7 separate regions of the Homo sapiens genome follow, and regions 1, 2, 3, 4, 6 and 7 are each linked to region 5. The links are chromatin loops, found by intact Hi-C in ENCODE. Cell type or tissue: MCF 10A. All regions are shown on one strand. Each heading gives the region's core, and the rest is flanking DNA. Links, peaks and the distances in the headings are about the cores only. Region 1 overlaps LOC105373430 (a long non-coding RNA gene). Region 2 overlaps MIR3681HG (MIR3681 host gene). Region 3 has its middle 190 kb from the start of MIR3125. Region 4 overlaps MIR3681HG (MIR3681 host gene). Region 5 holds the start of LOC100506474 (a long non-coding RNA gene). Region 6 has its middle 65 kb from the start of MIR3125. Region 7 overlaps MIR3681HG (MIR3681 host gene).

Region 1 (4,558 bases), core at 268-4,267, 1.1 Mb after region 5:
CTGGCTATTCTCAGGCAGGAGGCACGACGATTGTACCTTACTTATGCCATCGCCTCTGCTTGGGACACCCTTTTGCACAGTCAGACTCCTACACAGAGCTTCAAGACTTGCCCTGGGAAGACTCTTCTGACCCCTCAGATAAAATAAGTATCTCTTTCTCTCGTGTTCCCACGACCTATTTATCTTAGGTCAGGTTTTCTAGAAGCAAAGGCTAAGACAGGGATCCTTGTGCAAGTGATTTATTAAGGGAGTTCTCCTGGGAGAACCCTTAAGGAGAGGGAAGCAGAATAGGCCAGTGGGAAAAGCCAAGCAAAGATGCAGGCTCAGCTGAAGTCCACGTGGAGGCCGAACAAACCCTCAGAGTCGGCCCACCTGAGGCAAGTTGTGTCTGGCCTTCTGTGCCCCCTGCTATCAGTCAACCACAGCTGGAAGCCATCCCCAGACAAAGGACATGACCTTCCAGGCATTTCCAAAGCAGCACCCGTTACCCAAGACGATTCAAAGGGAAGGGCGCAGCTGTAGGCCGGGTGAGCCATCAGGTAAAAGGGCGCTGGGGGCACCGGCACTGTCACTTATCATCCGCCCCTCACACCTGCGCTTCACAGGCAGTTCACTCCATTAAGCACAGCGTGTTCTGGATTCTGGTTGATCACAATTTCTGGAGAAACATAAAAGAGCAAGGATGTTAGGATGAACTGCCGCCTCCACTGCTGAGTGGGTCCCAAGTTTGTCTCCGAAACTCACCATTTCCCTTTTCCACCAGCGATACAACATTTCCCTCCCCAGCAGCTGGGAGGTCTGCTGAGCTATGTGGATTTTCCTGAGGGAGATGGTACCCAGATCTTCACCTGGGGCAGCGGGGTGCAGGGAGGGTCTAGCCCCCGGGTTTCTTGTTCTTATTAGGCCATAGCTGCGGAACCTTTCCATTTCCTCTTAGAATTGAGTGTGGGAGTGCCGGGGGTGCCCAAGGGATCACCTGATGCCCAACACATTTCCTCCTGCCCCCACTGTGAAGCATTATGAAAGCAGCAGCTCACTGTTTCCTCGTGATGAGCACGGTTCATTACTCTTTTTTGTTTGTTTCTTTCTTTCTTTTTGAGACAGAGTCTTACTCTGTCACCCAGGCTGGAATGCAATGGCGCAATCTTGGCTCACTGCAACCTCCATCTCCCAGGTTCAAGCAATTCTCCTGCCTCAGCCTCCCGAGTAGCTGGGAATACAGGTACCCACCACCACGCCCAGCTAACTTTTTAGTAGAGACGAGGTTTCACTATGTTGGCCAGGCTGGTCTCAAACTCCTGACCTCAGGTGATCCACCTGCCTCGGCCTCCCAAAGTGCTAGGATTGCAGGCATGAGCTACCATACCTGGCTGGGTTCATTACTCCTACCGAGGTAGTAACTCCTTTCCTTGCCCAGTGATCTATTGGCACATGAACCCAAAATGACCGGGCAGCAACTGCAGCTTTACGTTTAGTGGGCTCTTTACTGTATTCCCTGATGGTATTAATAATTATTTCCCCTCCGGGCACCAAGAGCTTTAGATCCTCAGAGCCTAAAATTGCAGAGACAGACACAAATCCCCACGTGATTGCTCGGGGTGATGGGGAGCAGAGCCACTGCTGCTTCCATTTCGGGGTTCCTGGACCCACCCCTTCCATCTATTCTGCAGCAGGGCTCACTCCAGGGACTACACCTGCTCTGTCTTCTCACTCCCCTTTGCGCAGACTTTGAGAGCAGGGTTCATTTGTATTGCTCTGTGTACATACACTCACTCCCACTGCCCTGCATCAGTAAGGCCACTGATGGAGGAGAAAGGTGCTTTCACATGCCACATATGCCACACCTCTGAGTGGTATGGCTCATTTTCCTCAAGCAAAATATCAGGACCATGGTCCTAATACCTAACACCAGGATGATGGGTCAGGATGTTAAATTGGAGCCAACTCAGGATATCTACAAAAGCAAAATGGCTACTCAATTTGGGTAAAGAGCTGGCAAAGTTAAAAAATATCATAAGCAGTCTATATGTGGTCAGGAAGAAGGGGGACACCGAAGACCAGGATATATAAAGGCTCTGATCCTGGCGGAAATTCAACTTTGGAAATTAGGCTCATTTCTCTGCCAGGCCAGGCTCCCCTTATTTGGAAATCAGGGCAGCGAGATTGTCACCTGGGGTCACAGCAATGCACCAGGTCTCTGTCCCAAGGACCACAGTCTGTCCAGGCTCTGGGAGTGGAGGATGGGCTGGGCAGGGTGTGTGTATGGAATGTGCTAGACAATGGCCAGCTCCCTGGCCACAGCCAACCCTGAATATCCTGCCTTGGCCAGAAGGGTCCTGGAGAGGAAGCAGACACCGAACAATTGGGAAAGGTCTAAAAACCGCAGGAGTCGGCTGAATACAGCCAAGAGGCTGCCCAGTGATGCAATTCATGGGAGACAAAAAAAAAGAAAGAAAGAAAAGGAAAAAAAAAAAAAAAAGAAAGAAAAAAGAGCCCTCCAATCCTACCCAGGAGCATTCATCATTCAGCGTGACCTTCCAGGAATCTGCTGACAGACACAAAGTGTTTTGTGTAACTTTCTGCCTGGGACCTGGAATGACTGACGTGTCCCAGAGAAGGGGCGGAAGGGAGCTGGATGGTGGGGAGACTGGGGGAGGCGGGCAGCCTCGGTTCCCTGCAGGGGATTGTTGGGCACCATCTGCTGGTGGCAAGGGGAACGACACCCCACCTCTGACCCAACAAAGGAAAGCAATGTCTTGGGAAGCAAGTACTGAGGGAGGGCGTCGGGGAGAGGAACACAAACACACTTCTCACCTGCTGAGCCAGAGGCTTCCACAGGTACCTTCTGGTTAGGAAAGAGTTGCTATGCCCATCTTACAGATGGGAAACTGAGGTTCAGGGAGGTGATTAATTTCACCAAGGGTAAGAATGGACGAATTTGTTGCCATTGAATAACCATTCCTTGTTCTGAACTCATTCACAGAGGCTGGAATAGTTCCTGGAACATAAATGCTGGCTGAGTGAATGGCTGAATATGGCTTGAGAAGTAACTTGTGTTTTTGTACTATGCCTGTCTGAACCCAACAAAATAGGAAAAAGTCAATGCAAACCGAGAGTGGTGGCTGCGATTGCAGATGGCTCTCCGGAAACGCCCAGTGCATGACATCCTCCCCGCCTCCTGTTTCATCTGACAAGATTACAAACTACTTCAAAGCCTAGGGTAGGTTTTACTCCTTGTTGACCTCAACCTAGCATTTAGCTGTCCTGGAGGGGCCACAGAAGGAAGAAAGACGATGGAGCTGCATAGGCAGGCACCAGATTTCAAAGAGTCTCAAACCGGTGCAAGGTGACAGGTGACAGGCTACCACTGAAGTTCTGAAGAACCCTTTGCTATTGTGACAGCTTTTCGCCAGCCACCCAGTTGTTTCATGTCTCAGTGGAGGACCCTTATCTTCTCAAAGGTCTAGTGATATTCAGGTACATCAAGCCTTTTCATGCTGAATTCTACCAACATGTCCATCCATCCCGTCCTAATCCCACCCCCCGACACACACACACACACACACACACACACACACATCCTTCCCCCAAACACAGAAACATACCTACACACCAACACTCCTACACACAGGCAAAAACTTCACCAGTCATCAACTGTTACACAGTAAACATCAACATCTCTAAACGCTGAGATAGGTAACATCTTTGAATCCTTGCAATTAATTCCTCCATTATCCATTATTCCTCCATTCTCTCTGACTGGGATGAACATCGCCCTCGGGCAAACTCCCGTTCAACCGTCAAGGCCTATATCCAACATCACCCCACTCTTTGAAACCTTTCCCTACCCCATCACCATTTAGTGTTCCCTTCTCTGACTACCCGGGGAATATGTTTGGAGTTGACAATAACACTTAAAGCATTGTCTTCATGTGTGCATGCTGTTGATGTAAGTAGTAAGAGTTCATTGAATGAATAAATGAACAAATGAACACAGTTTCTTAAAATCCTCTAAGAAAAAGAAAAGGAATTGAGCCAGCTGGAAAGGGAACCTGGCCATCACCAGCCGCTGCAATTCTAGCTTTGGACCCAGGCAGCTCTCAGCCCCTTGGCCTGACCTGGCACCTTTCCACAGATGTGACTGACTGCCCTTCTCAATGTGGGAGGGAAAAGGGAGGCCCCTAACTAATGGAGGGAAATGCACAACTAGTCATCGAGAAAAATTACCTTCAAAAAACAGCAGCATGTCAGAAGCTTTGAGAGCTGAAAGTTTCAACATCCAGCAAATCTCCCCAGACACTTTTAGGCCAGCATTGAACACTCATTTCTTGTTCTCAGGCTCTGACCTGTCTTGGTATTTACCTAGAAAAGATGACTTCCAGACTGCCTGAGAGACATGCACCGTGACTATTGATTAAATGAATGATTTTTAGATGAGAGCATGAAAATAGCCAAAAACCAGTAGTCAATCCACTCATCCAAGATTTTCAGCCTTGTCCCGAGCCCCTAAGTTCTGGATTGGAATGATCCCTCCAGGAAGAAGAAGGACACCAACATT
Region 2 (4,558 bases), core at 342-4,341, 690 kb after region 5:
TAAAGATCATTTCACAGTTTATTTTTAGTCTTGTTCATAGAAATGGCATTGTTCCTTGAGTACAAACGAATTAAATTTGTATTTAGAATTGTCATTTCATTTAAGTGGTACAGAGACTTATGATTTCATGCATTTGGGTAATAAACCAATTTTACCATGGCCCTGCCAGGTGCCAGTCACAGGGGAAGTCACATACATGAGATGTGACCACTGGTGGGAAAACACAAGGTCAAATGGGGAACTGAGTTTCTAATACACAGTCAGAAATGCGCGACCAGTGATTGGGAAAAAGATCAGATGCAGATCCAGATTGATTTACGGAGAGCATGCATGTTTACTGATTGTATAACAATCCAGTGGCTTCTTAAAAGTAAAAACCAGCAGAGATAAGCAGGCCTATCACAAGCTCAGAAAAGACATGTGCAGTGTAGTCACAGCCTTTTAATCAGATGTATAAAGAAACAGCCAAGGTTATGAGCTCTAGAATCAATGCACCTGCATTTGAATCCTAAGTGCAAAATGACAGAATAAGTCAAGAGAAAGGCAGGCCTAGACCCCGGGTTTCCTGACTCTGAAGCCAGTGTTCTTTGACAGTAATAAGCAACATACACCACAATTCCCTCCACCTACTTCATCTCCAGATCTGGACAGTGACCGTTGTACTACATAGTGCTGACTTACTAAGTAAAGTCACCAGTGAAGTTCCTTAGAAACAACAAAGCTTTGAGACATATATTTTTCTAGACATTACCCATTAAACTACAGCAACTAGGTAATCCATTCCATGGTAACATTACCTACAAAAATTGGTTTTTACTCAGTTATCTAGAAAATAAACAACAATAAATCTCCAAGGAGCCTTGGTAGGGAAGCATCTCTGCCTTCTCTTCAGTCTGACTGTGCTTCTCACATTAGGGTGAGGTCAGTCTTGGAATCTGTGGCAGTGAACCTGGTTTTATGCAAATCCAGGCACAAATATGGTACCTCTCCTGGGAGGGTCAATTCTACTGGAAATTTGGAGGGAAACATTATTTTGTATTAGAGACACAGAGACAGCAAAATGCAACATTGCCTGAATTAAAACAAGGCATAGAGCTTACAGTTTTGTTTTAAAACAATAGCTTACATTTATGGAGCCCTTAAATAGAGGAACTTAACATATATTAAGGATTAACATCTATTAACTTAACCTTCAGAGTAACTCAATAAGGAAGATAAAATCGTTGAAGCCAACAAGAATCCAAACTGAGAGAGGCAACAGAAGTTATCCAAGACACGCAGCTCCCAAACGTATAGGGATTCAAATCCAAGACACTCTACCCCAGAACCCATAAATATAACCACTATGTTACATTGCCTCTCACTCTGGTATTTACTGGAAAGACAGTTTTAGCTATGTCACCATAAAGCAAGGGAGTATTCATTCACTCTCTCCTGTTGGCTTTGAGTACACAGTGGAAAATTTTGAGACGCCTTGGATTCTAGCTTCCCCCATGGCTGGTGGCAGTTATATAACATGCACATCAGTAAAACAGCTGAATTGCAAATAGTCTACTAACCTGGAAGGAATGTCTGAATGCCTCCCACACCACAATGGTGCTAATTCAGTTGGGAGAGTTTTGTGGGTTTGCTCTGATTTTATTGAAATAAAGGGTTTGGCTATCATAGTTGGTAACTTGAGTGTGTCTTTTGATCCATGTAGAAATAGCTCATCTAAATGACATTTACATGTTATTCTTAACTGCCTGCGGAATCAGATAATCCTTTCCCCAGAAGGATGTCGGCAGCCTCCATAATTTGTGAAGGAAAAGCATCCGGGAACGAACATGCTGTCAGGCGTGCCTTGAGGCATGATTTCTGGGTTGATGATTCACATACTTTTATAGCTTTGGTTTTTCACGGTCTTTGTTTTTAAAAAGCAATTTGAATGTACGTGAGCTTTATGACTGTGTGTATTCTTAGGGAGGCATTTGAGAGTATTTTTCCCCACATATTTAGGAACTCAGAATGTAATCTGGGAGACAGTAGAATTTGATTTGAGGTTAGAGAGTGCCCAGGTGAATGAGAAGGCTGGAACCTCCTGTTCCAATAGGCCAGCTCTGAACTGTGCCAGGGATAAATAGACCAGGAAAAAATATTGTGTCATAAACCCAGACCTTGACTTTTCACCAAAGGTCTCACCAAATGGCGTAGGGCTGTCTCAGGGCCCGAGTGTTCTGTGCAGGATGTGAAAGTTCAACATGGAAGAATTCCAAAATGTATGACTAGTCTGAAGTCAGAGGAAAAGTACCATGCAGGCTCTGATTCACTTAGAACTCAGGGATCTGTTTGCAAAGGCAGTGGAAGAGACACAGACATTAATGTAAGTAACTCTGCCTCAGGTGTACAAGGGGAGCAGTAAAGGCCACCGCCAGGAGGCCATCAATCTGGCCAGAGCCTTGGTCAGTAGCTTTAGCAACGCATGTGTGTTGATCTGAGACTTACTTGCCTGGCAGCACTCTTCCCATGCCCAGTGTCTCACGTCCAGGTGGTAACTGTCAGTCCTGCCCTCTTGACATTCCTCAAGGCCAGCCTCATTCTACTCCCACACTCTCCATAGAGCCTCCCCATTTCTCTCCTGGATACCTGGAATAGCCTCCCACCTAAGTCCGTGGCTCCCTGCTGAGCCTCACTCTGCAAACTTTCTTATCCCTAGCTTCCAGGGACATCTTTCTAATACACAGTTCTGATTGTGTCTCTGCCCTGTCAATAAAATCTTGGGAAGCATTGCATGACAATAAGGAGTTGTCCTTATTGTCATGGCATGGATCACCCTTGATCCACGATCCTGGGCTTTGCCTCCCTTTGTGCCCCTCTTTCCACACACCACACTCTGTTCCATTGGCGTGCTGGACTCTCAGATTCTGTGCCTTTGCTGATAGCATGTGTTCTCTCTGCCTGTGACATATCTGACCTCACACCCACACTGCTTCTGGCCTGCTGGGTTAACACATTTGTGTTCTCCAAGCCTCAGATATTGTGGCTGCCCCCAGGCCACCTCTGTTGGTTTCTCCAGGGTCTTTACACACCCTCCCCTGTCAACGCAGGCTATCCTGTTGAAACCACCTTTGCAAAAATTATAGTAGTAACAAAATTATGGTAGTAAAAGATCTGATCAAACCCATCCTTATCTTGCCTTTCCCTTAATTATTCCTGGGCTTTTGGGTTAAGCTAACTTTGAGAGACATTTAGTTTATAGTTTAAATGATAATAGGCCTTCCCCCAAACTCAACTACCTCTGTAAAGTGAATGAAAGGGCATCACCTGGGGGAGAAGGGGAATCTGAATTTTGGTAAGGTGTAGACATAGATGATTGCCAGCCATTCCTGCAAATAACTCCACTATTGTAGAACCTAAGATCGGCCAATTGAGCTATCTTTTCAGGTTTTTTGCGTGTCTGACACACATGGCTCTACTTGGGCCCACTGACCCTTGCTCCTATGACCCCCATCCAGAAGCAACTGAGCTCAAGTGGACACTGTTGACCCCCTGTAATTTCATCTCTGCCCCGATTCGGCAGCAAACACCCATTACCTGGCCACCCCCACCCTCTCCCACAGACTGTCTTTGAAAAACCCCTGACCTACGAGCCTTGGATGAGATTGATTTGAGTAGTAACTCTATGTCCCACGTGGTATGGCCAGACTTCCATCCATTAAACTCTTCCTTTACTGCAACGTCATGCTCTTTATTTGTGCAGTGGGCAAGAAGAACCCACTGGACAGTTATACTGTCACTGCCACAACAGAGTGACTCATCTCTGTACCATGTCATTTTTTACCTGACTGTCTCTCCCTCTGCACTATGAGCTCCTCAAGGGCCAAAACAGTGTCTTATGTGCCACTGTGTCCACAACACCTCACATTGGGCCCAACCCTGAGTACATTTTCAGTAAATCTGTGCAAATTGAATGGAATTGAATTTACTTTATGCAAAATTGAGAGGCAGGGGAGATTTAAATGAATTATTTCTCTTCCAAACCACATGTCTGGATTATGCAAAAGGTAAAAGGATCTATCTTTGTGGCTGGTGACAATTCAGCCCCCAAAGGCAATGTGGGGTCACCACTGCTCAGCATTTCCAGGGCTCCCTTCCAGAGGAAAGCTTTGCAAGCAGGCACTTGGCACAGTCAGCCACCAACTCATTGTAGGGCTAAAAAGGTGTGCACACTATTTTGGAGTAGAACACCACTTGGGACAATTTGTATGGCTACCTAAATCCAGTGCTGCTTTCTTTCAAAAAGATAGATTTTTGTTAGTCTTCCTTGACCTTCTGCTCTTCAAAATTAGTTCCTTTGTACACAAATTATAAGGTTTAGGGATTGGAAAGAGGGAGAAGCAGACTGGTCTCCTCTTATCCCTCTGCTGTGTGGATGAGCAGATATTTGGAGAAGCTAGTGCATCCAAATTCTCTGAGCAACAGACTTCAACCTCAGGGTACTGTCATTGGGCAAGGAAAAGGTCATATCTACAAATCAAATTCACCTCTGTAAATATGGCTTATCCAATATAGGTTGAAA
Region 3 (4,558 bases), core at 295-4,294, 76 kb after region 5:
GAAGTTAATTCATAGGCTTCCAAAGCTGATATTGCCTTTCCATATTGTTCTCATGTTCAGATTGAACACTAACAAGTCTGGATTTGAATTAAAATTATTTTTATGGCATATTTGGAAGGATAAAGTGTGAGATTGACCAGGATATTTTTAAGAAGAGTAATGAAAAAAGACTGGGATTATCATATTAAAACATCCTAAAGTTGTAACAATAAAACTCCTGTGGGATCATGCAAGGGAACCCAAGCAGTGAAAATATATAGAAAGTTAAGAAAGAGAAAAAAGTATTTATAAACATTGAGGGCATGTTGAGACGTTTGGTTTATTCATGAAGTAATGTCAGAACATCTGGTTACACTTCTGAAAAATAATGTGTAGTCCCTAATTTATTACCAAGTTAAATATTCCTATACTAAAATAAAATTTTAAAATATACATGTGTATATAAATATACATCTGCATTCTTATATAAAGGAATGAAAAAGCTTTACCAACTATGAATCCAGTTATTTACCAACTATTAAAAGAAAATATGAATAAATTGGATTACAAAAATGTTATATCAAAAGATGCCATAAATGTAATTGAAAGACAATGAACTGGCATAAAATCTGTAGTAATACGTAACAGCAAAGTTAATACTTTAAATAACTGTAGTAAAATGATACAAAAAAGTAAAACAAATCCTAGTGAAAAAAAATCATCAAAAAATGTGACTAGGAAAGGCATAAAAAGGATTATAAATATACTATATACTTATATATGTACATAATATAGAGGTAAAAAATTCAATCTCACTGAAAATATTTGCAAAGACAAAAAAAAATGGTGGCAGGAATGCTGGATTGTCAAGACTTTCCAGGAAACAGTTTAATATCATGTGTCAAAATAATACACTTTGACCCATAAATTCCATTTCCAGGCATCTATCTGCAAATAGTGCAAAAGAATTCTATTGCCATGTTGTTTACAAATGCAAAAATTGAAAAGAATCTAAATTATTCAATAGCTGGAAGTACTTATTTAAATTATGGTATATTTATACAGTGGAATTACATATCTATAAAAATGAAAAGTTATATAGGCATATTCCTCAATATAGAAAATCTCCTTCCAGGACACTAGATGTCAGCTACATGAATGCAGTTTTTATGTATTCTGTTCACTATCATAGCTCTAGAGCCTAGACTCAAGCACAAAGTACGCTGTCAATAAATACATTTTGAAAACATGTTTGTTAAACGTGGTAGCCAGAATTCTAAAATGCCCCTTGACTTTTGCCCCAGTGGCATTCCCAGGATATACTACATTACACAGCAAAAGGGATTTTGCAGATGTCATTATGGTTACTTATCAGTTGATCTTAAGATAGGGGAGGTCATCTTGGTAGACCTAACCTAATGGTAAGAGCCCTTTGAAAATAGGAATTTTCCCAGATAATAGTAGAAGAGAAGTTTCGAGAGATTAGAAGTGGGGAGAGATTTGACCTGGAGGCGGCTGTCCATTGCTGAGATAGAGGGTCATTGTCAAGGACCTGAGAGGAGCCTCTAGGAGCAAAATTGGTCCGTGGCCAGCACCCAGCAAGAATAAAAAAGGTCCTCAGTTTTGCAGTGACAAAAAACTCAAGTCTGCCCAAGACCAGAATGAGCTTGGAAGCAGATTCTTCCCCAGGGCCTCCAGATAAGAGCCCAGCTGGGCACATTATCTTGACTTTGTCCTTGTGAGATCCTAAGCAGAGAATCCAATCGAGCCTGCCTGGAAATCTGACCTGCAGAACTATGAGATAAATGGGAGTTGTTTTCAGCTAAATTTGTGATAAGTTGGTGTTTAGCAATAGGAAGCTAATAAATTAGACAAAATAAGAAAGTTACAAACAGCATATACAGTATGATTCCCTTTTTTGTTTATATATTCATGTATTTACGAGTTTATAGAAGAAGACCAACTGAAACATATGCACAAAGATGTTAGCAGTAGGGTTTTGGTTGCTAAATTAAATTAAATTGAACAGACCTAGTTTCATTTAACTAGTAGACATCTGGGAAGTCTGATACCCATGATTGTCATGGGCTAAATCTCGTGCAAATAAACTTAAGCCCTTTTCAAATGACACTTGACCATTGGAATTAATCTCTTCTTGCTGTTTGTTCACAGAGAAGTATAGTTCTGGCTGTGAGATCTCAAAAATCAGAGTTCAAATCCTAACTTCACTGCTTAGGAGGTTTTTAAACTAGGGTGTTTTAAATAACCTCTTATAGTTTTAGTTTCCTTCCATCTGAAATCTGAATGAGAATACTCACCAGTGAGGATCATTATGAAGATTCAATGGGATGATAAATGCAGAGGACATAGTACCACCATTACTAAGTACCTGGCCAACTCTGCCACCTACATTCACTAGTTGTTGTTCTTAACGCTTTGATAAGCATTGAGCTCCTTTAAGAGTTTCCAATTTGGTCTTTCCCAGGATCTTTCTGTGAGCATGTCATAGTATTCTCTAGTGTCTAGCACAGTGCCTGGCAAATACCAAGTGCTTAGTAACAACTTCTGGTTCAATTAATTCACGAATGAGTAAAATGAATATTGGTAAAGTTGAATGCTTGGCTCCCAAGACAATGCAGATTGCAGTCACACAGCACTACCACGAGATGTCAGTATAAATAGGAAAGCTCTACAATTCAGGACTATTCTGGACCATCTTCCCCATCCCTCTTCTAGGGCTCCCGGGAAAACACACAACTGCATTACTGAAGGCAGAGAGCAACCTGCCAGGACTTTGCTCACCTCTCTCCTATTTTCACTGTGTGGTTTAATGCCTTAAAAACACAATTCCTGATGTACAGAGAAAAAAATATCTCTGCTGAGCTTGCCCTAAATAAAGACCCAAGAGACCTCATTTGGGGCCACTTCTGTATGCACACCCTCTTTCCTGTCCCTGCCTTAAATCTACATTTTGGGCTTGGATAAGGAGGTGGTGCCATAAGGAAGAACATGCAGAGTCAAATTCTGATTCCTTTACTTACTAGTTGTGTGTGTGTGCAAGTTTCTCAACTTTTCTGAGCTTCATTTTGTCATATGAAAAAATAAGAAAACCAATATATAGAGATTACTGGTGCAATGTTGCAACCATGCAGATTTAAGCAGAATAGCCTTCTCTAAAGACTAATTCCAAGACTGTCCTGGAATCAAAAGGAAGTATTTTCTTTGCAACTCTGGATGGATATGGACAGTAAGCCCACAACTACTTGGCCTAGAGCATTCTATCTCCAACAGGTGCACAAGTCTCTGAAAAAGGCTTACTTTGACATGGCCCCCAATGGTAATTTACACTTGCAAAAACACACTCTATGGAGCACAGAGATTGTTCCTCAGCTCAGCAGACTCTAAAAAAAGGGTATGGATGTCATTGTCTCTCTGGCTTCCTGTGGTCTCCATAAAACCTCCAAGTAGAGTATTTTGGGCTCATAAAAATGTCCGCAGCCCATTTCTCATCTGCTTTAATGATGTTTCCTAATGGTTAATGTTGAGATTGGCATCTTTTCTCTGGGGAAAGTGTTGTGAGACTGGCTTTCCCCTTCCCCAAAATAGCTGGTGCACACAGCCCATGAGCTGGAATGCAGAGCTAGGATTTTTCTCTTCCCATGAAGAGATATATCCTCCAAGATATGGGAACTCTACCTCATTTTTTGCAGTAACAGGCAGAACGGCCCTATTGCCACTGGGAAACAGTTGACACACCCGTTCAAGGAACTCTCTCATGGTGTGCCCACCAGGAGGGAGGAATGAAATAGACAATAAAGAAAAAGATATTACTTAGCATAGATTATGTGTGAAAAGGGTTTTATGAGCTATATTTTATAGATTAAAAAATCTTGTTTTAGAAAGAAGCACATTATTTTGTTTAAAATGCAGACTCATTTCACTTGACTGGGCCACTTCAAGGAAGCTAAGATAAAATCCAGTCATGCCCATAAATAGCCTTAGGGATAAACATCATTCTGACACACAGAACTGTGATGAGAATGTGGTGGGGTGGAGGAAGGGGGAAAGGTGCATACTAAATAGAATGCCCTGAAAATGTAGGGGAAGGAGCAGTTCGATCTCACTGGAAACTTCTTAGAAGCTGGCTGGCTGAAACAAGCCCATCCCTCTGTCATCATTTAGGGAACACCTGCTCTCTGTGGGCCTCCTATGGAGCACAGCCCTGCCTCCATCACTCACATTAACACCAGTATTTAAGTGGGGACTCCTAGAGTCCAGCCACGTAGTAGCTCTACGCAGGGCTAGGCTTTTTACTGGGTTCTGGGCATATATGGATGAGTAATGTCCAATTTCTGTCCTGCAGGGGCTCACAACATAGTGAGAATAAAAATGCATAAACAGCCAGTTGTTTTTTTTTAAGTACTTTTAGAGAAGCGAAGAGGTGCTCTGTGGCATGGCAGAGCTAAGCACCCAGTTGCTGAATCTCCCTTGGCTGACAGAAGCTTCTTCTTTTTTGAGTCACAATTTGCTAAAGAACATATTGCTGCTCCCTTTTGGTGTTACGTTTGATTTTACATAA
Region 4 (4,558 bases), core at 191-4,190, 570 kb after region 5:
AATCTCCACTTCACTTTCACAGGAGGTTGGTAAGGAGTCATAAACATCCCATTGTTCTTAATTCACACATTTGCAGATGGCTTTTGGGAGACCGGCACGCCCCACGTGGTATGTGGTAGAGCAGTGCACTGCATTGCAGTTGAATTTTAATCTCCACATACTAGTACTTCTGGGAATTGAAATGCCATTTCCTAAATGAAATGTAACCCCCTTTATGCAAATGATTCATATAACGTTTAATGCTTAAGAAAAGAAATATATATGCTCTTGGAAATACACTTAACTTCTCAGGGCAGAAGACAAATACATAAACAACAGAGAAAAAGCCCTCTCTGAGAGAGGTCTTGACAAGTAGGAAAACCCTCCTGTTCAGAGGATTTCGTGCATGAGTTTCATATATTTATGCATGTTCTTCATAGGCCTTTTTTTACTTCCTTCAAACTCTTCTTGGCCATGTTCCAGAGAGTTAAATTAATCTTCAGTTTGAGAGATTTTTCACACGTTCATACAGCTCCAGGTCTTAGACACCAAATCCAAACATACTTGTACTTACACTTTTAACATAAACTGCCGCTTAAATTCAATCTAGTAAACATTTTATTGGCATTTATCTTTTCCTCTCTCTCTTTTTTCCTTCTCCCCCTTTTTTTTCATGTGTTCTCCTTTCTTTGCCTCAGTAAAAACATATTTATTGCTATCCATGTTGTCAGAGACTTAATCGAGAACCTAAAATTATAAGGATCATTTTAAGGTACAGATCTTGCCCTCAAGGAGTCCAGACTCATGGGAAAGACAACGTCACAACCTATGCTGCAGTGAAATATTGCTGTAGTGGAAGCATATCCCCAGCATCAATTCTTCTGATGAAGAACAAGATGAGAGCAATTATTTCTATGGAGCTAGGAAGGAAAATGATTCAGGAGTTTAGGAGTAAGGCAGAGATTCCAGCAAGCCAAATGGAAGAAAGGCCCTCCAGGCAGAGGGAATAGCATTAAGCACAGGCCTAGAAACATGAAGCGCCATGACTGCTCCAACCAGGAAACACAGAACAGAGTCAAGTGCACTGATGGGAGAGGGAAGCAGGGAGAAGCAGGACATGATAGGCTGGGACTAGTTTGTCAAGAATTGTCTATTTCATGGAGGTAGATCTGCTAATACGGGTATTTTTGAGGTTAAGGATGTAGCCACTGCTAGGAGAAAAGTCCGATTTGGAATTCTAAGAAGATCCGAGATGAGTTCTTAGCAGCCAAGGTGAAGACAGCTTTTAGCTCCTGATAATCCTTCCCCCAAGACCTGCCATCACCGATCCTGCCTGTCCGACATCCGCGAACAAACAGATAGCAGACTTCTGGTAATCTCTTCTCTAGGCACACAGAGACTGTTCTTCTCACCTCTTATCACCGGGAGCCCTATCACCTCCTGCATCAGCCCCCCTGCCAGCCTCTCCTCTCCTCTCAGCTAAACAGGATTTTCTTCCTTAGTTTTCAGACTGGGGATAATCTTGTCACTTCTCCTAGAGTAGAAAGGCCTAGAAGTCAAGGGTTAGAAACTCTGGTGAAAATAATTCTCTAGTTGGAGCCTCTTGGCATTTGTATTAGAAACTGTGTTAATGTTTTCCCCTTTCCTCTGCTCCTCAAATTCCTGTTATGCAAAATTAGGTCATAATCATGACTTTTAGAAATTGGAAATATGCATACACATCCTATAAAACACAAGGTAAAATATTGGTATGTACCAAAACATTCTTCTCAATGTAAACATTTCTAAACAAACAAACATGCTTTGATTTCTTTCGTATTGTTTTTAATCTGTATGCTAAGGGGGTTATATATCCACATAAGACAACGTTGGAACCTCTAGGAATTTGCCCTAAGAAAGTAACTGGATTGCAATCAAAGCCATGAATGCTAGGTTGTTCTGTCAATGCTACCAAAAGTAGGGAAAAATAGAAAGCATCCTAAATTTCTACCTATTGTTGAGGATAGTTCAATTAATTTTCCTATACCCACTAAAAATTACAGTTTGGGAAAATAATGACAATGTAATTTCAAATGAACCAGTGGAAAACAGTAGCATGTATAATATTTATACATAGCATGGAAGGAAGAAATGTTGGAGGGAAGGGCAGCAGAATGTTAGCAGTAGTTATATCTCAGTGAGATGTTATACATGGTTTATTTTATTTTCCTTTTTGTAGGAAGGCAAATGTGATATTAGGTCACCTGCATGGAGGATCTGGGCCAGGTGTATGGCATACAGGAGCTGGTTAGGCCATAGCTTAACATTAAAAGTATGAACAGTAAAACCATGGCGGCCCCTGCTGACCAGGTGCCAGCTGGGGAGCACAGAGGCAAGCTCCATGGTTGACGGAGGGAAGGAGGCATGTAAGTATTCAGGATATCAAAAAAAAGAGGAGAATGCATACATAGACTTACAATCCTAAAGAGTTAAAATGGGACAGGGTTCATAAAAGAAAAATTAGTGATGCTTAAAAATCCAAATTTTAAGCTCCCAGTTCTAAGAAGCATTAATCCATCTGCTTCATGGGATTCAGACTAAAGCTTTTATTCATTTTTGCCAATTTTTGGAAAGACTCCATCCCTCCAGTTATATCTTGTTAGGCTCTTCTGGAACAGTAATACTCCCTCATGAAAGAATGTTCTAACTTCATGATGCCTTCCATTTCACAGTGATTTCTGCTTCATGGAGAGAAGAGATGGAAAACATAACTTTTAAAGTGATTTTTGCATTCTTCTTTAGATACTTTGCATTATTTTTTAAAAAGCTATAGACTTAAAAGATGAAAATTATAGACTTTGCTATTGTTATGGGCCGAGAATTGCACCTCACTTAAAAAAAAATGAGAGAGACAATTCTGATGTGAATCTCATGTTTATTGTTTTAAAAGCTCTGTGCTAATACCAAAAGAATGTATTTCTGGTGGGAAGTGCTATATTTCCATGCCTTCAGGGAATTTGACTTCTGTCCTAAAAATATATTTCCTTAGATATTATAAACAGAACACCTTAAACAATAATAAAATAAAATATGGCAAAAAAAAATCTACCACAAGCATAGCGATGTTTTACATCCTCATCATGTAAGGGCTTTAAAGCTATAGGAAAAGCCTGAACATCCACTCCCCCTTAATAGAAAAGTGTTCAAAGAATACAAAAGGCACTTTACAAAAGAAGTCTTGCAAGTGGCAAGCAAATGTGAAATAAAAACGTTAACTTTACGAATAATCAGTGAAATGAATATAAACACATCAGTAAAATAAAATCTGCTCTCAGTAGGTTAGAGAATGTGTTGTGTTTTTCTTATTGCTGTTGTTACATGTTCCTTGACATTGGTAAGCAGGTGTACAATAACATCCTCAGAACATTCTGGTGAGATAAATTGCTGCAACTTTTCTGCAGGACAATTTAAAATTGGCCTAGTTTTTTAACCCAGTAATTCTTATCCTTCCAATTTGTTATTTGAAAAGGCATGAATACGTTCATATTTCCAAATATGTAGTCACCACAGCATTTTTATAATAGCAAAAGTAACCCAAATAACTGAAAAGACCAAGAATAGAAAAATGTTCAAATTAATTACACTTAATCCATTTGATGGAGTCCTATGTGGTCAGTCACTAAAAATCATTTTTTGAAGACTAATTGCATAGGAGATTGTTTACAGTAATAAATAATTTTTAAAAACTTTAAAAATCTCAATATAATATGTTCCCCAATATGCTTATAAATGTATATATTTAAAATACTATCAAAAGTACATCAAAACAATCATGGTTACCTCTGCATGACAGGATTACCTTTTCCTTCTCTCCTGCTTTTGTCCATATTTTCCAAAGTTTCTATCAGAAATGGGTGTTACTACTGGGCACCCTGGCTCATACCTGTAATCCCAGTACTTTGGGAGGTCAAGGCAGGATACCTGATTGAGCCTAGGTGGTCTAGACCAGCCTGGCAAAATAGTGAGACCCTATCTCTACCAAAAAAAAAAAAAATGCTGGGAGTGGTGGTGCGCACCTGTAGTCCCAGCCACTTGGGAGTCTGAGGTTGCAGGATCACTTGAGCCTAGGAAATCGAGGCTGCAGTAAGTTGTGATCCTGTCACTGCACTCCAGCCTGGGTGACAGAGCGAGACCCTGCCTCAGAAAAAAGGAAAAATGGAGAAAGAAAAGAAATGCATATTACTCCTTTATAGTTCAATTAAAACTTCTTATCTAAAAACGAGATGCTATTTCTGAAAGTATAGAAAGCTCTCCTTGACTATGGATGGCAACTCTGAGACACTGGGCTGCATAATAATATTATGTGTTCAGCAGTGCGTCTCCAAATGTGTCACAGCTTAAATATTCATGGATTTTGATTGTGAGGAGACCCAGAGGGATAAAGCAGTTTGTCCAAGGTCAGGTGGCAAACCTGTAGCAAAGGCAAGATTAGAACCAAGACCTCCTGGCTCCTATTCCAGTACTCCTCCAGTACCACACTGGTGTTTGTTGTTGTTTTGTTTTCTATATAAAGAATTTTTCTGACCTTAATGGCAACTTT
Region 5 (4,558 bases), core at 227-4,226:
GTAATATAAAGTAGAGACGTGCTAGTCTTTTCTTAGCCTTGAGAATACGCATTCTACGTTGCTATAGAATGGAGAACACATTCCTATTCTAATTTATTTCTATTCTCATCTTTGAAAGATATGTTAATTCCTTGTAGTTCTCAGGGGTGATATAATCCAAAACAGAATTAACTGAATATCCTATTTGAAAAAGTGCTATTGCTAAATGGCAACCATGCAGTTCTATTGTGTGAGTCATAAGAAATCAGCTTGCATGGGCATGCCGGCTTGGGAGCATCAGCCTGCTTCATCCATGCTCTGATTTGAGAGGTGGAAGTGCTGGTGCTTTCTTCCTGTAGCTCTTTGAAGATCAGCTGTGGGAGTCGTGAGCAAAGTCTAGGGGCTGGAGGTTTTCCATTGTAATCCACTAGCTAACCAGACAAACCAATGCACATCCCTGGGCCTTCAAATGTTGTAAGACCTGGCCTTGCCTGTAAGAGGACAGCCAGTGGCCCACCTCTTGAACTTCCCTACCTCCCGCTGGTCCAATATAGATGCTGACTTTTGAACTGTGGAAGGAACGAACTGTGTATAGAGAGATGTTTACAGATGCCCAATTGTCAGATCATCTTTATTTGCAGGGCAGTCACGTATATTGGGCAGAGTTTGGGCTTTGGAATCACCCAGATAGACAGACACTAGAATCCCAATGGTTAGTACCTTGTTCAGGGACCTCAGGCCACTCAGCCTCTCTGAACCATCATTTACTCATCTGTGGGGATGACTGTCAGCTGTTTGATGAGGATTTTAAGAAGGCAATTCCAGTGTGCTTTCCCAAATTGCTAGATCATAAAATTCACCTGCAAAGTCTGTCCTCATTCAAGAGATCTAGAATGTTCCCCAGAAAATTTTATTTTTTGAAAGCAAGTTTGGGAAACATAGATAACTTGTTAATATGAAACATTAAATACATTTTTAAAATGTGTATCCTTTTTCACAGAACATTTAAAAATTATTAACGTTCAAAGATTAACAAAATCTAAAATGACAAAGATTTTTTGATCCAGTCATCCGTGAAGGCTTTTTAAAATCTGTGAATGGAACCATTGTTCTTAATTCTCATGTGTCCATTCTAATATCCGAGCAAATCTCATTCTGCTGAAAATCTTCCTTGCCTGTTTTTAAGATGATGAACAGACTTCATACAATCCTACTCAGTACAAGCACTGCATTTTTATTTACCTAAGTAATTTCTTTGATTCTTCTAAAACTAAACTCACATGAGTTATTTTTTAAAATCACAAATATGAAAAATGTTACACTTTAATTTGACTTACTCCTAACTAAGCATATATATATATAATTCTTTTGATGTCCAAATATCTCCCAAGGAGGACTGATGACATTTGAAGCATATTTGCCCACCAAAATAAATAAATAAATAAATAACGTTAAAGTATTAGTGTGAGTGTGATCAATATTCTTCCCAACTAGAGATTCCCAGAGTTTAACTAGAGTCAAATCTAAAGATCACAGATTTTTTTTGTAAAAATCTTAGCTTTTCCTTCCAATAAATTCACATGGTTTTTGCCTCATGAATTTCCAATACTTCATCCCCCATCCCAGCAGGCAGTAAAGTCCAACCTTTTCATTCAGGGTTAAGGTTGCCCTGAGCCCTCCTGAACTTTCTAGCCCTGCCTCTTGTATCCTGCACACCCAGCCAGATGTGTGGGGGACACCCTGAGCTAACTGACCTCCATGCTCTTTTATGCCAATTCCCTCCACCGTAAATGAGCTTCTTCACTTTCGATCATCAAAATGTGAAGACTTGCAAAAAGTCACTGCCAAGCCATTTCTGATTTTTCGACTATGCCCAATGCTGCTTGGTCCACAGTTAGTTAACTTTCACAGGCACGTTTCTGTAACATTCCCGCTGTACTTCCCACATGAGAAATGCTGTCCTCCGGTTTGTGTTCAACTTACTGGGTGTAAAGCCCGTCTGCATACAAGCTCCTTGCGACTGTGTGACTCCCTGTCTCCACGGCCAGCGCCTAACACTGCTTCAACCCTGAAGAGTTGTACAACTTTTTTTGGTGTGAACTAAAATCACCAATAAAAATGATATTGAAATGATTGAGCTTGTTCAACTAGTCAGAGAACAGCTGGGTCCATTTGGTTTTACATTGGCCAGAATTAGTCTCAGCTGCTGTGTGAATGATTATTTTTAAATGTAAATATACGGGATTCTGGAGCTTCATTCTGTCCTGGTTCTTATGACAGAATAGTCTCTTTATTCTGCTCCCATTCCCTGAACTACATACAGCTTTAATGCATTGATAAATCCTTTGCAGGGTGTTTTGTCTGTCGCTGGTAGCCTTGGAGTTACAGGAAAAATTCTAGGAATAATCACCAGGTGGCGCCAGAGCCACATTACAAAGCGCCTCTGAGGTCTCCTCCCAAGAACGGGGTGTGTTTGTCCTCTAGCACTAGGTGGGTTTGCTCCCTCCCTAGATCTTCCATCCAGGATAGTCCTGGAAATGATCTTGATGCTATCTGTTCCTCGTTACAGCAGACCTGCTCAACTTCAGCAGCTAGAAGGAGGATTGTCTTTCACCAGCTGCAGGAGCCTGTTCCCACTACAGTGAGATAATAATTTCGTTTTTTTCAAGCCAAGAAGTATTTATTGAAAGCCAGCTATGTGTTTTGTTTTATTATCTCTTGATTTAAAATCTAGCATTTTGCTGCTGTAAGGGAACTTAGAGTTCTTCTATCTATCATTATCTCCAGTTCTATTTAATAGGGAGAGATACTGAGGCTTAGAGAGGAAAGGTTACCTGGCTAATACTATTCACCGAGTTTGTAGCAGCAACCGTATTTAAGACCAGACTTCCCAGCTACAAACCACCTCCTTCACGCTCAGTGGTGCTCCAAGGCAGCTGGACTATAAGCATCTCGAGCACACAGATGTGGTCCCATTCTTCAAGTCTTGACATAGCAAAATGCCTTTTTAGATTCTCTAAGAGATGTGCAATTGATTGATGAGTAAACTGACTTTATTTTTTAAATTCTGATTTAAAAGGGTAAGTATTTGACTCAGAAATGCAAAGATTTTCTTTTCTTTAGGAATATTATGAATTTTTAATTCAACCCAGTATTTTCGATAAAATTTAAGAAAATGAAACTTCCAAGAATTGAATAACAATCTCTTGGAAGTCATATTTAAGTGCTCATTTGTGTCTTTAGCAAGTCATGGGTATGCGGCATATCAGAAATGTTCGTAGGAGGTTTAATTCTTACAACACTGAAATTGTTTTTAATGACATGCTAAAGCATAGTTACTGTGAAGACTCACTCATGTTTTCACAAGCTACGTAGGAAGTGCCTTTTACATGGCAGGCACTGTTCCAGCTCTGGAAGTTCAGCAGAGAACAGAAAAGATAGAGGCCCCAGAATTCACAAACTTATATGCTGATAGCAGCAGACCTACAATAAACCAAAAAAATAAATAAATAAAATAAAATACCACAGTATGCGGGAAAGTGATCGGGGCTGTGGAGGAGGAACAGAGGCAGGAAGGAGGACAGGAAGCACTTAAGGGAAAAGGCTGCACGGCCATAAAGGATATGTGCAGGAAGAAAAGGCCAGTGCAAAGAACTGGAGACAGGAATATGCCTGATGTATTGGAGAAGGGCAGGGAAGCCAGTGTTTCTGGAAGGGCGTGAGCAAGAAAGAAAATGCCAGCAGTAAAGAGAAGGCCCGAGACTATGTTAGCAGTTTTTTGTTTTGGTTTGGTTTTTGTGTTGTTGGGTTTTTTCTTGTTTGTTTTGTGTGTGTGTGTGTGTGGTTGTTGTTATTGTTTGTTTGGTTTGGTTTGGTTTTGCATAGCCAAAGAAGAGAGACACTGACTTTAGTCTCTGCAACAGGTTCAACTCTTATGAAATAATACATGGTTTTCCTTTTGCCAATGTAGAAAATACATAAAATGTCCAGGCTGCTAATTGAGCTTCAGGACTTGGTAACAGGGGAAAACTGTCATCTCAGAACAAGTAAAGATTGATTAATATCAAAATAATTTCCATCTCAGACTGGAAATTCTACCTATCTATTGGAGCTGACAAGCAAGATTGATCACCTAAACTAAGTTAATCATAACAAATGAAAATGTTGAGGCACCTATAATTAATTACTACCCAAATGAGATTCCCATCTTTGCTAGAGATAACCCCTGAATATATCAGGTCATCCATCTTTCAGTTCTTCTATTAGAGTCATAATTTCATTTTCCTGCTGGTTCCTCTCAGAACCCACCACGTGACTATGCAGGCAATGTGTGTGTTTTTCCCTTCAGTTTTTAATATAATTATATGCAACAAATATGCAACTAAAGAAAATGTTGAGTTCTAGGAAAATGAACGTCATTCTCTACTTAAAAACTGGTGAAATGGACATTCTCTATTTAAAAACTGGTGAAATGACTTTGAAATTCATGATTTCTTTTGCACTTTCTATCTTTCTGATCTTTCTCCCAAACACTGTGAATTGGATGTTTTTGTTATCATTATTATTATTCATACCTTAC
Region 6 (4,558 bases), core at 156-4,155, 210 kb after region 5:
CTATTTTGATATCTTGCTGAAGGACATTCTTCAATAGGTATAGACCAATGAGAGCTCAAGTTAAACATTGTAGAGGATATTAGTCATGGAAGTGTGAAGAATTACAATAAAAAATAATTCACACTGAATTTCAAAGTGAATTTGTTGCTAGTCTATTTTATCAATTATCTTTCCAAACATTGAATCTATCTTGGAATGTCTTGATTTTAAAAAACTCTTTTTTAAAAAGTGAGAAAGATTAACTTGCTCTCTATGGGTAGGCTTTTTGATGAGATGCTTTATAGTTCAGGCTAATGACCCTTTCTGTATTTCTGCAATAAAACAGTCACTGATTGGAAAAGGTAAGATTGATTTCTTTGATTTGTAAATTAATAACTACCACTTTAGGAAGGCATGGCTTGACAGATTTACACATATGGAGAGTGTTCATTATCCCAAAGATGACAGGACAAGAGATCTTTTGGTGATCTGTGGTAATAGATTTCTAAAATAATGCCACAAAGAATACATCATGATGCAATAATGCACCAGGCATATGAATGAAAACAGATGTTATATAGAACACTCTTTCAGATGCACATGTGCACATGTAGAATTAATTACATTGCTTTCATAGACATTCCACAGATGTTACTAAAGGGTTAATGTAAATAGCTAGAAATTGTCTTATTTTGGTTGAATAAATAAAAATAAAATAAACTACATAATTTCCTTGTGTTAAAATTCTTGTTACTCAGGTCACAGTCTCTCTTTATTTTCAACTTACCAGTCATGTTGAGAAAGTTTCAAATTAGACTCAAAGTCTGTTAAGGAAAAAGGCAACAAAATCAACAACACTAAATAAAAATTCTTGTTTTATGTGATAAAGATATATATGTATATAAATATGTGTGTTTATATATATATGTTTATCATACATATGAGAAACTCAGCTTTAACAACTGTTCAGCATTCAATATCAGAAATAGTTCAGAAAATGTGAGATATTCTGGAGACTTAAAACCTCCCATCTTCAAATTCCATTTTGCTAAGACAGAAATACCCAATTTGTAAGTTGTCTCTGTTTTTCTACATTCCTTGTGAAAGGAAGACAGAAAGCCATAAGGTGAAAAGTGGTCAAGGGACTCTCAGCACCCATCTCATTGTGGTCTTCCAGGAAGTCCATCAGAGCCAATGAGGGAAAATATGTTATAGGCTCACAGGCAACCCTTGGAGAAGTGCCATTGAACCTCATACTTCAGGTGCCACCTTGAAAATGAGAGCATTCCAAAGGAACAGTCATCCTTTCATAGGGAAGTTTGTGTTTTTTCACTATCAGCCTTCTGTGTGCTTCTCAGTCTCACCTCACACCTCCTTATTCTATCCCATAATCTACACTCTGGCCACAGCGAGCTGCATGCAGATCCCCACATTCCTTTGTGTATATACTGTTCTGTCCGCTGGGAATGCTTTTTCCCACTGTCTATGTGACTGAGCTAATTCCCACTTACCCTTCAGAGCTTAGAATAGGAAACATGTCTTGTAGAAAACTTTTCCTGGGTTCCATGGTCCTCTTCTTTGTTCTGTGGGAAGGATCAGATGAAACAGAGGTGAAAAGACTCCAGGAGAGTTCCTAGGTCTGCTGTTTACTGACTGCCAACTAACTAGCATTGTGTAAGGACTGGTCTGTTTGGCTTAAATGTACTGGGTAGGACTGGAATACATCCTGGTCCTACTACCACAAAGTACATTTCCTAAAAGATCAGAGTTTTATGCTTTATTTTTCAGTTATACTAAATGGATGGTCAACGCTAAGCCACAGCCATGTGAATGCCAGTAACAAGCTCCACTTAGCTGCTCATGTGGTCATCACAAATAGCATAATCTGAAAACGTCCCTACAGCCAGAGCTAGACAATTCTTGTTGACATCGGTTATCCTTACAAACTATAGACTGTGCCTGATTTATCTGTCCAGTCTGTACTTAACTACTTCTTCATGCTCTGCTTACACATTTGCAGCTACATGATTGAAATGACAGTGTGAATAAAAAGCCAGGGGTTCAGTCTAGGTCCCGGTGCTCACTGCACAGAAAGCCCATCACTGAGGCAAGTATTGTCAGGGAAGAAGACTTTAATCAGGTGCTGCAGCCCAGGAGATGAGAGATCAGTCTCAAATTCATCTCCCTGACTGCCTAAAATTAGGGGTTTCTATATCAAGGAAAGAAATGTAATCATGTATAAACCATATATTAAAAAAACAGGAACCGAGGAGAGGTCAAGATGAGGAGTTGGTCAAGAGGAGGCAGGTGATCAGTCAGGCAGATATAATGGATGAGGGGTCTGGCATCTCATTGTCTGGGTGCAGTGATCTGGTAAGTCTCAGCTCCTTAATTCTATCTGGGGAGGCTGATGGTTTGTTTTGTGAGAAAGGAACTCAGATAAAACAAATGTAACTTTCTCAAGTTTTAAGACAGGAAGGATCAATTTCTATGTTTATTCAAAGAAACCATAAACATCAGTTATGTGGAACAATTAGGTCAGTTTCAACAGATCATCGAGAGGAAAGATTGCTGCCCATTACAATTCAGAAACTAAACAAATATTTACTTAATGCAAGTGATATGGAGGTGAGCAAGACCCTGCCCTATTTTGGCACCTTGCTTTTCAATGTACCCTGGACCAGCACAATTGACATCAATTGTTAGAAATGCAGACTCTCAGGGCTTGCAGCAGACCTACTTGATTAGAAACTGTACTTTTTTAAACTTTTAATTTCAGGGGTACATGTAAAGGTTTGTTATACAGGTAAACTCATGTCATGAGGGTTTGGTGTACCAATTATTTTGTCACCTGGGTACTAATTCTAGTGCCCAATAATTATTTTTCCGATCCCCTCCCTTCTCTCATCCTCCATCCTCAAGGAGGCCTCAGAGTCTGTTGTTCCCCTCTTTGTGTCCATGTGTTCTCATCATTTAGCTCCAATTATAAGTGAGAACATGTGGTATTCAGCTTTCTGTTCCTGCATTGTTTGCTAAGGATAATGGCCTCCAGATCTTCCATGTTCCCGTAAAGGACATGATCTCATTTTTTTATGGCTGCATGGTATTCTATGGTGTATATGTACCACATTTTCCTTATCCAGTCTACCATTGATGGGTATTTAGGTTGATTACATATCTTTGCTATTGTAAATAGTGCTGCAATGAACGTGTGTGTGTGTGTGTGTGTGTGTGTGTGTGTGTCTTTATGGTAGAATGACTTATATTCCTTTGGGTATATACCCAGTAATGGTATTACTGGGTCAAATGGTGTTTCTGTTTTCAGCTTTTTAAGAAATCACCACAGTGCTTTCCCACAATGGTTGAACTAATGTACACTCCCGCCAACCATGTATAAGCGTCCCCTTTTCTCCACAACTTTGCCGGAATCTGTTATTTTTCTACTTTTTGATAGCATCCATTCTGACTGATGTGAGAGGGTGTATCTTTGGGGGTTTTATTTGCATTTCTCTAATGATCAGTGATGCTAAGCTTTTTATTGTATGCTCGTTGGTCACATGTATGGCTTCTTTAGAAAAGCGTCTGTTAATGTCCTTTGTCCACTTTTTAATGGGGTTGTTTTTTCCTTGTAAATTTATTTTAAGTTTTTTATAGGTGCTGGATATTAGCCCTTCGTCAGATGCATAGTTTTCAAATATTTTCTCCCATTCAGTAGGTTGATACAGATAGTTGATAGTTTCTTTTCCAGTGCAGAAGCTTAAAGAGTTTAATTAGATCCCATTTGTCAATTTTTACTTTTGTTGTGATTGCTTTTGGCATTTTCATCATGAAATCTTTGACAGTTCCTATGTCCAGAATGATGTTTCCTAGGTTATCTTACAGGGCTTTCATAGTTTTGAGTTTTACATTTTAGTCTTAAATCTATCTTGAGTTGATTTTTGGGTATTGTGTAAGAAAGGAGTTCAGTTTCAGTCTTCTGCATATGGCTAGCCAGTTTTCTCAGCACCATTTATTGAATAAGGAGTCCTTTCCCCATGCTTGTTTTTGTCAACTTTGTCAAAGATCAGATGGTTATATGTGTGTGGTGTGCCATTACTTCCGGGCTCTCTATTCTGTTCCATTGGTCTATGTATCTGTTTTTGTACTAGTACCAATTCTATTTTGGTTACTGTAGTCCTGTAGTATAGCTTGAAGTCAGGTAGCATGATACCTCCAGCCTTGGACTTTTATTTTTTATTTATTTATTTATTTATTTTATTTTTATTTATTTATTTATTTTTTTTGCTTAGGATTGCCTTGGCTATTTAGGCTCTCTTTTGGTTCCATGTGAATTTTAAAATAGTTTCTTCTAGTTCTGTGAAGAATGTCATTGGTAGTTTGGTAGGAATAACACTGAATCTGTACGTTGCTTTGGGCAGTATGGCCACATTAATGATATTGATTCTTCCTATTCATAAACATGGAATGTTTTTCCATTTGTGTCATCTCTGATTTCTGTGAGCACCGTTTTGTAATTCTCATTGTAGATATATTTCACCTCCCTGTTAGCTGTATTCTCAAATATCTTATTTTTTGTGGC
Region 7 (4,558 bases), core at 136-4,135, 830 kb after region 5:
CCCTCCAGACCATCCTTCTGAGCTCAGGTTACAGAGAGCCAGCAGCCTCTGCACGATGGGACCCAGGATCCCAGAGTGTGCACCCACTTTGTCTCTAACTCTGGCATCAGCCTCCTAGTCAAGTCATCCAAAACACCGGGAATGATTCTGGACCTGTTCTCTCCTTCATCTGCTGCAAACTGAGTCTTGCGTTTTCTGTTTTCTCAGCATCAGATACTTTTTCCTTTTTCTTCATCCCCTGTGAGATGCTGACCACAGTCCTGGCTCACCCTTCTCATGCCAAGACCACTGCCATCCTGGAAAATGGGCTGTGTGCCTCTAACCGCAGTCCCTGCCACACTTCCTTGAACACTTTATAAAATTCAAATCTGATCACTCTTTCTTAACCCTCTTCAGGGTCTTCCAGTGCCCAGAGGATCACTTCCATCCAGAGTAGTTCATCATACGAGACCCTAGTAATCTGGCCCCTGTGTTCTCACTCAACACTTCTCTTTGAACGAATGCACAACTACTTACAATTCTCCCAAACTGCCATGTTGTTTCACGCCTCTTTGCATGCCTTGAAACGGAAATACCACTACCACCGCCTTCGGTCATTCTCTCTTGTTCACTTTTCAAGCCTCAGTTCCTCTTCCGTAAATCTCCACTCCTTTTCTGGGAGAATTATTCTCTTCCATGTTCCTGCTGACTTCTGTCTCCCACAACTCACTCTGTCAGGCCACACTGCCCACGTTTACATGTCTGTGACTCTACCACCTGCTGGTGTGTCAGTTTGACTAATTCTCTCAGTTTGTCTTGCCTTGCTTTCTTCATCTATAAAATGGGTATAGCAATACCTACCTCAGAGGTCTGTGCTCAGGATTAATTGAGTTAATATATTTAAAGTCCTTAGTGCAACATCTCCCAGAGTAACAGGCACATATTAGGTTCTCAGTAAATGTATAATTGAACACATAGAATAAGCAAATAGACACCAGCTACTTTTGTCAGCCCATGTATTAGTTTTCTGGAGTTGCTATAATAAAGTACCACAGACTGGGTGGCTTAAACAACACAAATGTATTTTTCTTACAGTTCTAGAGGCTGGAAGTTTGAAATCAAAGTGTTGGCAGGGCTGGCTTCCTCTAAGGCCTCTCTTCTTAGCTTGTAGATGGCGTCTTCCTGCTGTGTCTTCACATGGTCTTCCTTCTATTCATGTCTGCATTCCAAACTCCTCTTCTTGTAACGACATGGGTTCTATTGAATGAGCACAACCCCATGACCTTATTTTCCCTTAATTACCTCTTTAAAGGCCCCATCTCCAAAAACAGTCACATTCTGAGGTACTCAGAATTAGGACTTCAATGTATCAACTTTAGGGGAGAACAATTCAGCCCATAACAGTCCAAGTCTCTCAATTTTTACTGATGTTTTATTTTAATCCTTTGATAAGTAAACAGAAGAGACAGCCATGTCCTACTGTTGAAGGATGGACAGTGTAATGTCACAGTGCTGATATTAACATGTTCTGAGGCCTGTGTGAATGTCGTAGCTCCACTGGGCCTTGGTTTCCCGCTCTATAAAGAAAGGAGATGAACCTAGGTGCTGACTTCAGTCTCTCCCATCTCTGATGTTTGGGGATTATATGAATAACAAGTGCACACCCAAAAGGTAATTTAGAAAATGTCTTCCTTCCGTGTACCTTTGGACCAAGGGTCTCCTATCTGTACATCTAGGTCATTGTTGCCTCATGGGTTCCTAGTGGGTGCGGCTCATCTATTTGCAAATTTTTTTTTACTTCATCAAATACTAAATCTAACATTTTTATATTTCTCTAAAATGTTTCCTCTTTTTATGTGTTGCTGCACATGCATTCTGCTATAAATTGTTAACCATAGTTTAAACCTAAATTTATAAAACTCAGCCAGAATACAGAAATCAGAGCAGTACTAACCTTGAGGGGGTGAATACAGAGTAGGAAGGGGCCCGAGGGACCATCCAGGATGATGACAATGTTCTATATCATGACTGAACAGTTGTTACAAACGTACACACTGATGTAAGAAATCCATCTAGCTTTGGACCTGAGAGATTTGTGTATTTTACTAGATGCAATAATACCTCAACGAAAATATATAAATACCATAAGGATAGATTGCACTTGGTGACAGCTACCATGCAGAAATGCTGACCTATCACTTTTCTCTGAGCAGTTGGTCCTGTGATCATTTTGGAATGTGACTTTTGTACTGCCTGCAATTCAGGAAGGGAGGATGTAAGGAGACCAGAAGGTTAAGTCTTTTTCAGTACTCTTTCTATCCACATATTATCTCTAAAAAAGTGGAAGGAAAGAGGAAATTCTAAAGGAGCTGAGAAAGGGCTAGATGTGTTGGGTCTGAAATATCTCAGTATCCAGAAATGCTTGAGGGATTAGGACTCCAAGAAAGGAAGAAAGACACAAGCCAGTCACTATCTCCTGAGATGAGGCTGTTAGAGACCCAGAGAGAGACCCACTTCCCCTCTGGAAGGAGTTTCCACAGGGATGAAATCCTATTCACATTTATGCCTGTGTTCTTGCCCAGCGTAGTCCTTATCCCAGCCATTAGTGGGCACTGGGTGACTGGAGCATTCTCCCTCTGCTCCTTCAGTCCTTCAAACTTGCAAAAAAAAAGATAGATTACATAGATGATAGATAGATAAATAGTGATAGATAGATAGATAGATAGATGATAGATGTAGTAGGAGTGATTGATAGATTAGATAGAGGGACAGATATAGATAGATAGATATAGATAGATAGATAGATAGATAGATAGATAGATAATAGATAGTGGTAGATTATATAGATGATACATAAATAGATGATAGATAGAATGATAGAGTGACAGAGACAGATGATAGACAGATAGATATATTAACAGATAGTGATAGATAAATAGGTAGATGGACAGATAGAGATGGACAGAGATGATAGACAACAGAGTTATAGAGAAAGAGAGAGAAGGAAGGAAGGAAGGAGAGAGAAAGAGAGAAAGGAAGAGAGAGAGCAAGAGAGAAGGAAGGAAGGGAGGGAGGGATTCACTAGTGATTAGAGTTCTGAAAGGAAAACATCTCCTTTGGCGTCACTCTCTGACACTTAGTGTGATGGTACCAGCCCAGGCACAGCAGTGAGGACTTCCCCTCAACATGTGAAAAATAAATCTTTCTTACTTACCAGCTTCACTCTCTCCAGGGATTTTGGATCTATTCCTGCCTATGTGTGCTTGGAAAGTAGTACTAAATGGCAAATGATTTTTTCTATAATTATGTTTACATAGTATTTTTATTATATGCAATCTGAAAAATATCTTCATCATATTTTCTAACATGGGCAAATACATGTCTTAATAATCGTCTGAGAGGGCAATATCTAAATTTTTAATGTATTACCTGTTGTTTTCCTAAGTACTTAACCTTGGCCATGGTTCTACAAAGTGTCCATCCTCCAGAGGGGATGTTAGAACATCTTACGGAATGGATTCCTCTATTTATCCCACAGTAATAAAGACTTAAGTTCACACAAAAACCTGTGCACCTATGTTTACAGTGGATCTCTTCATAGAAATGGCAGACTAATTAATGGTTACTGGGGTTAAGAAGGGGATAGGAATGGAAGAGAAATGAGTGTGGCTACAAAAGGGCAACAGAAGGGCTCTTTGTGATGATGGAAATGTTCTATGCTTTGCCTGTATTAATCTCGATGCCTTAGTTGTGATATTCTCCTATAGTTGTCCAAGATGTTACTACTAGGGAAAACTGAGTTAAGGGTACACCACAGGGTCTCTGTAATAGTTCTTACAATTGCATGTGAATCAAAATTATCTCTAAATTAAAACATTAATTTTAAAAACTAAAAACAGATGCCTCAGGCATGGAAGATAGGATCACAGGCATGGGAACGGGGTGCTGGGTAAGGAGGTTCACCTATTAAAGCCACCTCTTCAATTCTTCCTCTGACAGCAAAGGTGTGGGCTTGCTGCTGCTTGAGGGGAAGAGTATATGGCAACTGGGGACCAAAAGCTCACTCTTTTCCAATGCCAGTGGATGGTGGGAAGGAGACAGGGAGAGAGAGTATGAGCACACGTCAAGCTGAAACTACCTAGACATTCCCCTCTCAGTACTAGAAAGGGACAAGGAAAGTGACAGCACAAAAGGTCTCTTGCCCTCACCAACCCCAGCAGAGCCATATCAGCTTTGAGGCTCAGTGTGGCCAGAGAGAGGGGAATCCTGAGGTTTTTCTTTCCAAGCCACCTATTTTCTTGAGTTTAATCAACTCCAAGATGTGAGCAGGGCATCCAGCAGGACTGGTAGCTACTAGGAGCTTAGGGGATGTCACCCAGGGGCCAGAGCTCCAGCTCAAGAACCCCAGATCTTTGCTCTGCCAAACACACACAGCTTGATGAGGAGGACCGGGAAGGGCAGGGGGGTTTCTGCCGGGGAACACATGGATGTGCTGCAGAGGTCGATGCACCCCCATTCCACAGGAGGTCAATGTATCCCCATTCCACAGGAGGTCAATGCACCCCCATTCCACAGGAGG

The links. A loop is a pair of places that touch in the nucleus more often than their neighbours do. Peaks named below come from ENCODE experiments on the same cell type or tissue, not always from the same donor. Only the 100,000 strongest peaks of a DNase experiment are listed, where the experiment ranks them.
Region 1: it touches region 5 in a loop (10-fold over the local background); 69 of 110 quality-filtered maps call a loop at or near these places.
Region 2: it touches region 5 in a loop (4-fold over the local background); 2 of 110 quality-filtered maps call a loop at or near these places.
Region 3: a loop joins it to region 5, with 10 times the contacts of the local background. A loop is called at or near these places in 50 of 110 quality-filtered maps.
Region 4: it touches region 5 in a loop (25-fold over the local background); 8 of 110 quality-filtered maps call a loop at or near these places.
Region 6: it touches region 5 in a loop (5-fold over the local background); 9 of 110 quality-filtered maps call a loop at or near these places.
Region 7: a loop joins it to region 5, with 9 times the contacts of the local background. A loop is called at or near these places in 16 of 110 quality-filtered maps.

What each region holds. Positions count from the first base shown.
Region 1 is chr2:11,861,950-11,866,507 of GRCh38, reverse strand. LOC105373430 (a long non-coding RNA gene) reads right to left here. Exons shown (of 5, transcript XR_922803.3): 5 at 224-658. Among named protein-coding and RNA genes, the nearest start is that of MIR4262, 27 kb to the right of the region's middle. RefSeq lists a silencer at 2,656-2,705 and an enhancer at 2,976-3,025. In MCF 10A, for the core only: a CTCF peak has its summit at 2,716 (motif pointing left); a DNase peak (open chromatin) is centred at 2,517.
Region 2 is chr2:12,315,924-12,320,481 of GRCh38, reverse strand. All of the region lies in intron 4 of MIR3681HG (MIR3681 host gene), which reads right to left. Among named protein-coding and RNA genes, the nearest start is that of MIR3681, 120 kb to the right of the region's middle. In MCF 10A, for the core only: no CTCF peak of the experiment used is centred there; DNase peaks (open chromatin) are centred at 1,831 and 2,251.
Region 3 is chr2:12,929,498-12,934,055 of GRCh38, reverse strand. No RefSeq gene overlaps it. Among named protein-coding and RNA genes, the nearest start is that of MIR3125, 190 kb to the right of the region's middle. In MCF 10A, for the core only: a CTCF peak has its summit at 2,639 (motif pointing right); a DNase peak (open chromatin) is centred at 2,665.
Region 4 is chr2:12,431,551-12,436,108 of GRCh38, reverse strand. All of the region lies in intron 4 of MIR3681HG (MIR3681 host gene), which reads right to left. Among named protein-coding and RNA genes, the nearest start is that of MIR3681, 230 kb to the right of the region's middle. In MCF 10A, for the core only: no CTCF peak of the experiment used is centred there; no DNase peak of the experiment used is centred there.
Region 5 is chr2:13,004,933-13,009,490 of GRCh38, reverse strand. LOC100506474 (a long non-coding RNA gene) reads left to right here and starts at 2,478. Exons shown (of 6, transcript NR_038434.1): 1 at 2,478-2,620. The region is part of intron 1 of LOC105373436 (a long non-coding RNA gene); the gene reads right to left. In MCF 10A, for the core only: a CTCF peak has its summit at 2,387 (motif pointing right); DNase peaks (open chromatin) are centred at 260 and 2,410.
Region 6 is chr2:12,799,729-12,804,286 of GRCh38, reverse strand. No RefSeq gene overlaps it. Among named protein-coding and RNA genes, the nearest start is that of MIR3125, 65 kb to the right of the region's middle. In MCF 10A, for the core only: no CTCF peak of the experiment used is centred there; no DNase peak of the experiment used is centred there.
Region 7 is chr2:12,171,767-12,176,324 of GRCh38, reverse strand. All of the region lies in intron 3 of MIR3681HG (MIR3681 host gene), which reads right to left. Among named protein-coding and RNA genes, the nearest start is that of MIR3681, 25 kb to the left of the region's middle. In MCF 10A, for the core only: a CTCF peak has its summit at 2,568; no DNase peak of the experiment used is centred there.